2 separate regions of the Homo sapiens genome follow, and region 1 is linked to region 2. Evidence: chromatin contacts called from ENCODE Hi-C or POLR2A ChIA-PET data. All regions are on one chromosome and are shown on one strand. The core of a region is the stretch at or near the end of the contact, and the rest is flanking DNA. Distances in the headings are between cores, read along the strand shown.

Region 1 (3,473 bases), core at 440-2,939, 42 kb after region 2:
AAATCTTTTTTCCCCAACAAATGTTTATTGAGTGCTTTAGTTCTGTGCTAAGCACTCTTTTAGCTGCTAGAAGCACAACAATGAACAAAAACAGGGGAAAAAAATTCCCTGCCTTCATGGAGCTTTTAGTGAGGAGAGTAGGAGCAACAAATAAGAAATAAATTTCATAGTAAGTATTTTTAAATATAGTACATTAATATTAATAGAAATTTGAAATTCAGTCATGCCAACAGATGAGGAGGTGACTGAAAAGATAGTCTATTACTCACAGTTCCCCAAGAGGATGGGGCATCCCACACCGGGCCACAGAAGAAAACACTGAAGTTGCATGCAGGCAAAGAGAGAAAAGGAACTAGGGGGCTGGAGTCTTTAAGAGGTGAGGCAAGGTAAGCAGGTTTAGGACTGGCTAGTTTGAGTAATTGTAGAGGGCTCTGGGGGGACAAGGGGTTGTCCCTAGTTGTCTGATACCTGGTCCTGGGGTGATTAGGGCAGGTGGATATTGGCCCAAAAATGAAAGCTTGATAAAGAGGGTGGTTGGGGGTGTGGGCTCTGGATTGGTGGGTTTGCATAGGAAAGGTGTCGCCTCTCTCTAGATATTAACTAACCCTGGGGGGGGCGGCTATCCCTCCAGGATCAGCAATACCCCAGATATCAAAGCAAATAATACAGGAAATAAAAAGACATGGTGAATACAATTGGCTTGACTAGGCAGGGTGGCTTACAACTGTAAGCCCAGCACTTTGGGAGGCTGAGGCAGGAGGATGGCTGGAGCCTAGGAATTTGAGATTAGCCTAGGCAACATAGTAGGACCCCGTCCCTACAAAAAAAAGAAAAGAAAAGAAGAAAAGAAAATTAGCCAGGTGTGGTGGCGCACACTGTGGTCCCAATTACTGGGAAGCTGTGGTGGGAGGATTGCTTGAGCCTGGGAGATCGAGACTGCAGTGAACCAGGCATGCCACTGCACTCCAGCCTGGGCAACAGAGTGATACCCTGTCTCAAAAAATAAAGAAACAATACAGTTGGCTAGATGGCAGTAAGTGCTATAGAGAAGGTAACAGGGCTAGGGAATCAGAGTGGCAGCATGTGGAGGTGGGTGTTGTAGTTCTCAATAGGGTATCAGGGAAGGCTGTGCTGATAAGGCAGCCTTTTAGTAATGACCTGAAGCAAGAGAGAGAATGGGCTCTGTGGGATCTGGGGAAGGACCGCCTAGGTAGAGAGAGAAGTAACATCAGAGATGGGAGCATTTCTCATTGATAATGTTACCTAAAACTGTGTCAACACACCCTAGACCATAGCAGAAAGAATTAAGTTGAGATACCAGGTGACTTGTTGGTGTGGGAAATATGAGCAGATAGTAAGGAGGCATAGGATGGCCTTGTATGTGTGAGCTGGATATGGAGTGTTTTGTCCAGAGACCAGATTTGAATATCCTGATGGTTCCTATTCATCCATATGTAGTAAGCTGTTTCTCCCCATATCTGTTACTCATCACTAGAAGAAAAGGTGATTCTTGGTGCAAAGGTGATTCTAGTTGGAGGGAGATTTATCTGGCTATATAACATAGAGTGGTCAGAAATTAAAGATTGTCAATGAAAATGAATCCTATTGCATCACCTATGTCACACCCCGGCCCCTTTTAAAACACTCCAGTGGCTTCCCATTGCATTGGGGATAAAGTCCAGCTTCCTGCTGTGCCCTGCAAGGCTGTGGTTCTAGGCCCTGCCTACTTTCCAACTGCATTTCATGTCCCTTCACCCACCAGCTGCGCTCCAGCCACAAGAACTTCCTTCAGGAAGCTTGAACATCCCAAACTCGTTTCTGCCTTAGGATTTCTGCATAGTCTATGACCTTGGTAGAAAGCCTTATTTCCGTCTTCATGTGGCTGGTTCACTCCCATCATTCAGGTCTCAGCTTAAATGTCACTTCTCAGAGAACTGTCACCAGCTACTCATTCTGAAGAAGTCCTCAGGCCCTCTCTAGCCCATTAGTCAGTGTTTTTTGTTTTGTTTTGTTTTGTGATGGAGTCTCGCTCTTGTAGCTCAGGCTGGAGGGCAATGGCACAATCTCAGCTTACTGCAGCCTCTGCCTCACAGGTTCAAGCGATTCTCCTGCCTCAGCCTCCCAAGTAGCTGGGATTACAGGCATGCACCACCACATCCAGCTAATTTTTTAATTTTTTTAATTTTTATTTTTTGAGACGGAGTTTTGCTCTTATTACCCAGGCTGGAGTGCAATGGCATGATCTCGGCTCACCACAACCTCTGCCTCCCGGATTCAAGCAATTCTCCTGCCTCAGCCTCCCAAGTAGCTGGGATTACAGGCATGTGCCACCATGCCCAGCTAATTTTGTATTTTTAGTAGACATGGGGTTTCTCCATGTTGGTCAGGCTGGTCTCGAACTCCTGACCTTAGGTGATCCACCTGCCTCGGCCTCCCAAAGTGCTGGGATTACAGGCGTGAGCCACCGCGCCCAGCAATTTTTGTATTTTTAATAGAGATGGGGTTTCACCATGTTGGCCAGGCTGGTCTTGAACTCCTCACCTCAGGTGATCTGCCCGCCTCATCCTACCAAAGTGCTGGGATTACAGATGTGAGCCGTCGAGCCCAGCCGTCAGTTTAATTCTTTAAAACTGTTCAATACTACTGGAAATTTTTCTCATTCATTTGTTAGTTTCTTATCTGACTCCCTCTCTACCCTAACTAGAATGACAAGTTTCTAATTTCAGCGACTTTGTCTGTCTCCTACACTTGCTATAGCTCAGCATCAGGAACAGCTCCTGGCATATAGGAAGCACTCAACAAGCATGTGTTGAATGAACGAATAATAAAGTAGTATCTTCAAATATAAAATGTTATATAAATCGAGCCTATGGGATCCCCACTTAAATAATACAAGAGACATTATAATGATGCAAGGTCTAGGCAAGCTCCAGGAAAAGGGCATTCTTATGGAAATAGTCTGATTGAGTATTTTCTCTGCAAAGGATATCTGCAGGGATGCCTGTAGTACTGGTGACATTCCATACCAATCATTGCTGATCATGGAGCCAGGGGTTTTAGCTATAGTAAAGGAAAAGTGGCCTTGCCACCATTAGGCAAGCAAGGCAGAGTAGCAATCTTTGGGCCTTTGGTCCCAGATGTATAGTATTTGGCAGCAGAGTGGTTGCCTCCTTTAAAAAAAAAATATGTCTTACACTCCCCAGCAGATTTACACTTCCCAGTTTGACACAGCCCATACCTCTCCTGATTGTTCCGTGTCCATCTTTTCATGTTTGCCTTATCCGTTGGTCTCTGAAGACATCTGAGCTTTGACTCTTGCCCTAGGTGAATAAGTGCCCCTTTCTCTAGCAGCTTAGTGGGTACATTGGATGTTTTTCCTGATTGAAGGAAAGTTGAAATACTGCTAGTAAGTCTCAGGATTAGGCTCATGGCAACAGGGCAAGATATCAGTTTGTTTTATCTGCCCAAAGGCA
Region 2 (3,791 bases), core at 859-3,358:
CAGGAGGCTGAGATGGGAGGATTGCTTGAGCCTGAGGGTTCAGGGCTATAGTGAGCTGTGTTCACGCCACTGCACTCCAGCCTGGGCAAAAGAGTGAGACTCTATCTCAGGGGGAAAAAAAAAGAAGAAGAACAAACTTAGTGATTCTGATGTTCCCTTAGGGTTGAGAACCACTGCTTTGTGGACTCAGCACCCCCAGGGTGTCAAGCTTAGGAGATACTTAAAGATGTATTAGAAAGGTTGAGGGTTAATGTCCAGATTATATAAAGAACTCCTGCAACTCAACAACAACAACCAAAAACTAAATTTAAAAATGGACAAAGGACTTAAACAGAAATTTCTCCAAAGAAGATATACAAGTGACCAATAAGTACATGAAAAGATATTCAACATCACTAATTATTGCTAGGAAAATGATAATCAAAACAACAATAACATGTCACTGCAAAGGATGGCTATTGTTTAAAATGTGCACACACAGAAAATAACAAGTGTTATGAGGATGTGGAGAAATTGGAACCCTTGTACACTGCTGGTGGGAATGCAAAATGGTACAGCTGCCATGGAAAACAGTATGGGATTCCTCAAAAAAGTAAAAATAAGATTATCATATCATCTAGCAATCCAACATCTGAGTATATATCCAAAGGAATTGAAAGCAAGGACACAAGCAGAAATTTGTACACCCATGCTCATAGCAGCATTATTCACAATAGTCAAAAGGTGAAAGCAACCCCAGTGTCCAGCAACAGGTGAATTGAATATATACATACAATGGGATACTCTTCAGCCTTAGAAAGTTAGGAAATTCTAACACATGCCACAACATGAATGAACCTTGAGGACATTAGGATAAGTGAAACAAGCCAGACACAAAAGGACAAATACTATATGATTCCATTTAAATGAAATACCTTGAGTAGTCAACTTTTTAGATGTAGAAAGAATGATGATTGCCAGGGGCTGGAGGGAATGGGGAATTAGTGCCTGTTGGGTACAGAGTTTCAGTTTTGCAAGATGAAAAATGTTCTGGAGATGGATGGTGATGATGGTTGCATGACAATGTGAATGGACTTAATGCCACTGAACTGTACACTTAAAAATGGTGAGAATGGCTTTTAAAAAGTATTGGTCCTGGGTACTTCTGCCCCAGGCTCCAATAACCAGTCTAGGTTCTTCTGTACCTGGCTGTACAGGACACCTGTGTTCCTTTTCCTGTGCACTTTCTTCCCTGGCTGGGGCTGAGGGTCTGGAGAAGCTGTAAGGAAATACCTCTCTGCTTATGAAACCAAGTCCAAGGCTTCCCCCGTGAGCCTCAGAAGCAGATGCTCTAGAGGAGAGGGACAGTGGCCCATGGCACCCCTGGCTTGTTCATGAGGAGTCCTCTCCCTGAAGGCCTCCTGATGATTTCTGCTGTTACCACCTACTTGGCCTCAGGAACAGCTTCCCCATGCTGCAGAAGGTGGTGGAGAACCGTGGATAAAACTTGGGCTCTGAAGGCAATTACCATCAACAGCCTGAGAATGCCGGGCAAGTTTGATAATGTCGACTTGTGTTAAGTGTGTCACCAACTCACAAAAATACCTAACATTTATTGAGCTTTACCATGGGTCAGGTTCTGGGTTGCTTTATGCTAATAGCAATAATATTTTCCTCATCTTACAGATAAAGACACTGAGTCTTAAAAAGATTAGGTAATATGCTCAAAGTCACATAGCTGACAAGCAGTGGGCCTAAATTTGAACCCACGCCTGTCCATTTCCCAAGGTCTCACTTTACCACTGTGTTCTACACCCTCCCAAGTCTGAAAGCCTTTGAGACAGGCACTTTAGTTTATTCTCCCATCTGACTTGGCTTGTTAGCCAGTCTAGCTGAATCTAAGAGCATTAACCCCATTATAGTTACACATACCCACCTTCCCACTCTCCCTCTCACCTCTGGCCCCAAATGCCCCACTCTCTAGGAGGAGTGGTAGTAATCAGAGACAGATTTTGTCCTGTGGGTGCTTTGCCAACTAATAAGATTCTGATGTCCTCAGCTGGAGCAGAATGACTCCAAGGAGCACTCTGGACAGCAGGCTGAGCTTAGTCCAACTCTGATAGCGGCCTGCCAACCCCTGGTGCTGGCCCAGCCTGTTCAACAGATTGTCTGCAGGATGGAAGTCCCCTGCACTTTCTGCTGCCAGGAGCCAAAATGCCAAAAAGTTCAGGCTCCTCTGCCTACCAGGAGAGTCCTCCAAAGGTCTTTCTCTACCTCTTACTTTTCAGTATAATTCTGCATTAGGAGCCCTACCCTCAGGTTTTTCATTTATGCCATAATGCCTAACATGGCTTCACTATGGGAGGCTAAAAAAATAATTAGAGGATGAATATTCCCTAAACATTTCCTTTCAGGTACGAAGTGACATGTTATAAATTGCAGCTTGCTGATTTACTTTATCCTACAGTCCTCAATTGCAGGATTGAAGTACGATCCTTCAATCCTCTTCATTTGTATAGGATTGTACTGGTAATTGACTAGATGTGAGGTAGTCCTTTGAGATTCAGAACTCACTTCCTCATAGAAGCAGAAGTATACATGGGAGTATGATCAATGAGGGTGAGAACAGGTTTCCACACTAGCCCACAACATTTTCCTTTATATTAGCATAGCTGAATTACCCTATGTTTGCAATGAAAAGGTGTGGTATGGTGTTTTTAAAAATTATAATACTGTTGGGTAAGAATAGCTGAAACCCAAAAATAATGCATTTGAATAAGAAATGTTGTAATTTATTTGAGTACTGATACTTTTTGAAGAAAAGTATGTTTAAAGATAGATGGAGAGAGTCTAAAAGGAGCTCCTTGACATTTTTCAGAATCATAAAAAGTTAGAGTTGAAACTTACTCTTTTTATAACTGGATAAAACCGGTTCTTGAATAGATTTAATTTGACTCCAGAACATTGGCTTCTTTTGGCTCCTGGGATCTTAGAATTGAAAAGCAGGTGAAAGGTGTTCTAGCTCACTCTCTTTCCAAATACAAGAAACCCCTTCCACAATGTCCTTGACAAGTGGTCAGCTAAGCATTACTTGAGCACTTCTAGGGACTGGGAGCTTATTACTTCTAGAGCCTGTTGGATTTTAGTGTAATTCTAAGGGCTAGAATATTCCTCATATATTGCACTGAAATCCAAACACTTTCTACCCACGTCTCCTTCTATTCTCCCCCGTCCGAGCCCCGAGTGTAAATCCACCAGTGCTAATTATTATTCTCCCTCTCCTTCTGATCTGTATCTAGAAGAAAGTAATACAATTTGCAGATAAAATGTTAAACACTTCTTTCCTAAGCTATATAAGCCTAGCAATTTCTCCATAAATCCTTTTATTAAACGCTTAGAGCAGAACAAAATGTTTTTAATTAAATTCAACAATCCTGACTTGTTTAAAGTGATTGTTTGTGTTTATGGATTAATAGTCCTTTCCAATGTCCTTGGATTTGAGAACTTCACAGTCCATCCTTACCCTTGAACTTTGGGCATCCCCTGGTTTCTCACTCACAGACACCTGATCTGTTGTCCTCTCTGGGCATAGAGCTTAGAGGCAAGTGCCTTCTACTCTGAGACTCTCTATAGGCTGGACTTTTTTCCTGGTTATTCCCTACAGTCATTCATATTGCTATTTGTTCTAAAGTAGCATTTTTATTACCTTTTATTCATGTCTTCCTGAATTACCTCTAGGATCCTTTCCACTTCTAAAAATGTCTGTTTTTTTCTCTCTGCATCAGGTAATTACCTTTGTTAATTTAAAGGGA

Evidence for each region. A loop is a pair of places that touch in the nucleus more often than their neighbours do. ChIA-PET counts read pairs that join two places held with the same protein, here RNA polymerase II (POLR2A). Pooled maps may share reads with other maps.
Region 1: a loop to region 2 is called in a map of gastrocnemius medialis, with 2.3 times the contacts of the local background. The contact joins two enhancer-like sites. A Hi-C loop is called at or near these places in 9 of 168 maps with a recorded cell type or tissue (GM11168, PC-3, PC-9 and 5 more), 8 of 37 single-sample maps with no recorded cell type and 14 of 50 pooled maps. POLR2A ChIA-PET finds 5 or more read pairs at or near these places in 4 of 52 experiments (Caco-2, GM12878, H1 and 1 more).

The regions. Positions count from the first base shown.
Region 1 is chr3:124,610,027-124,613,499 of GRCh38, forward strand. All of the region lies in intron 34 of KALRN (kalirin RhoGEF kinase), which reads left to right. Among named protein-coding and RNA genes, the nearest start is that of UMPS, 120 kb to the right of the region's middle. Within about 2 kb of position 1,690, at least 3 of the 41 ENCODE cell types and tissues checked have a DNase peak (open chromatin) inside an H3K27ac peak, as active enhancers do.
Region 2 is chr3:124,567,867-124,571,657 of GRCh38, forward strand. The region is part of intron 34 of KALRN (kalirin RhoGEF kinase); the gene reads left to right. The region is part of intron 2 of LOC105374076 (a long non-coding RNA gene); the gene reads right to left. Among named protein-coding and RNA genes, the nearest start is that of UMPS, 160 kb to the right of the region's middle. Within about 2 kb of position 2,109, at least 2 of the 41 ENCODE cell types and tissues checked have a DNase peak (open chromatin) inside an H3K27ac peak, as active enhancers do.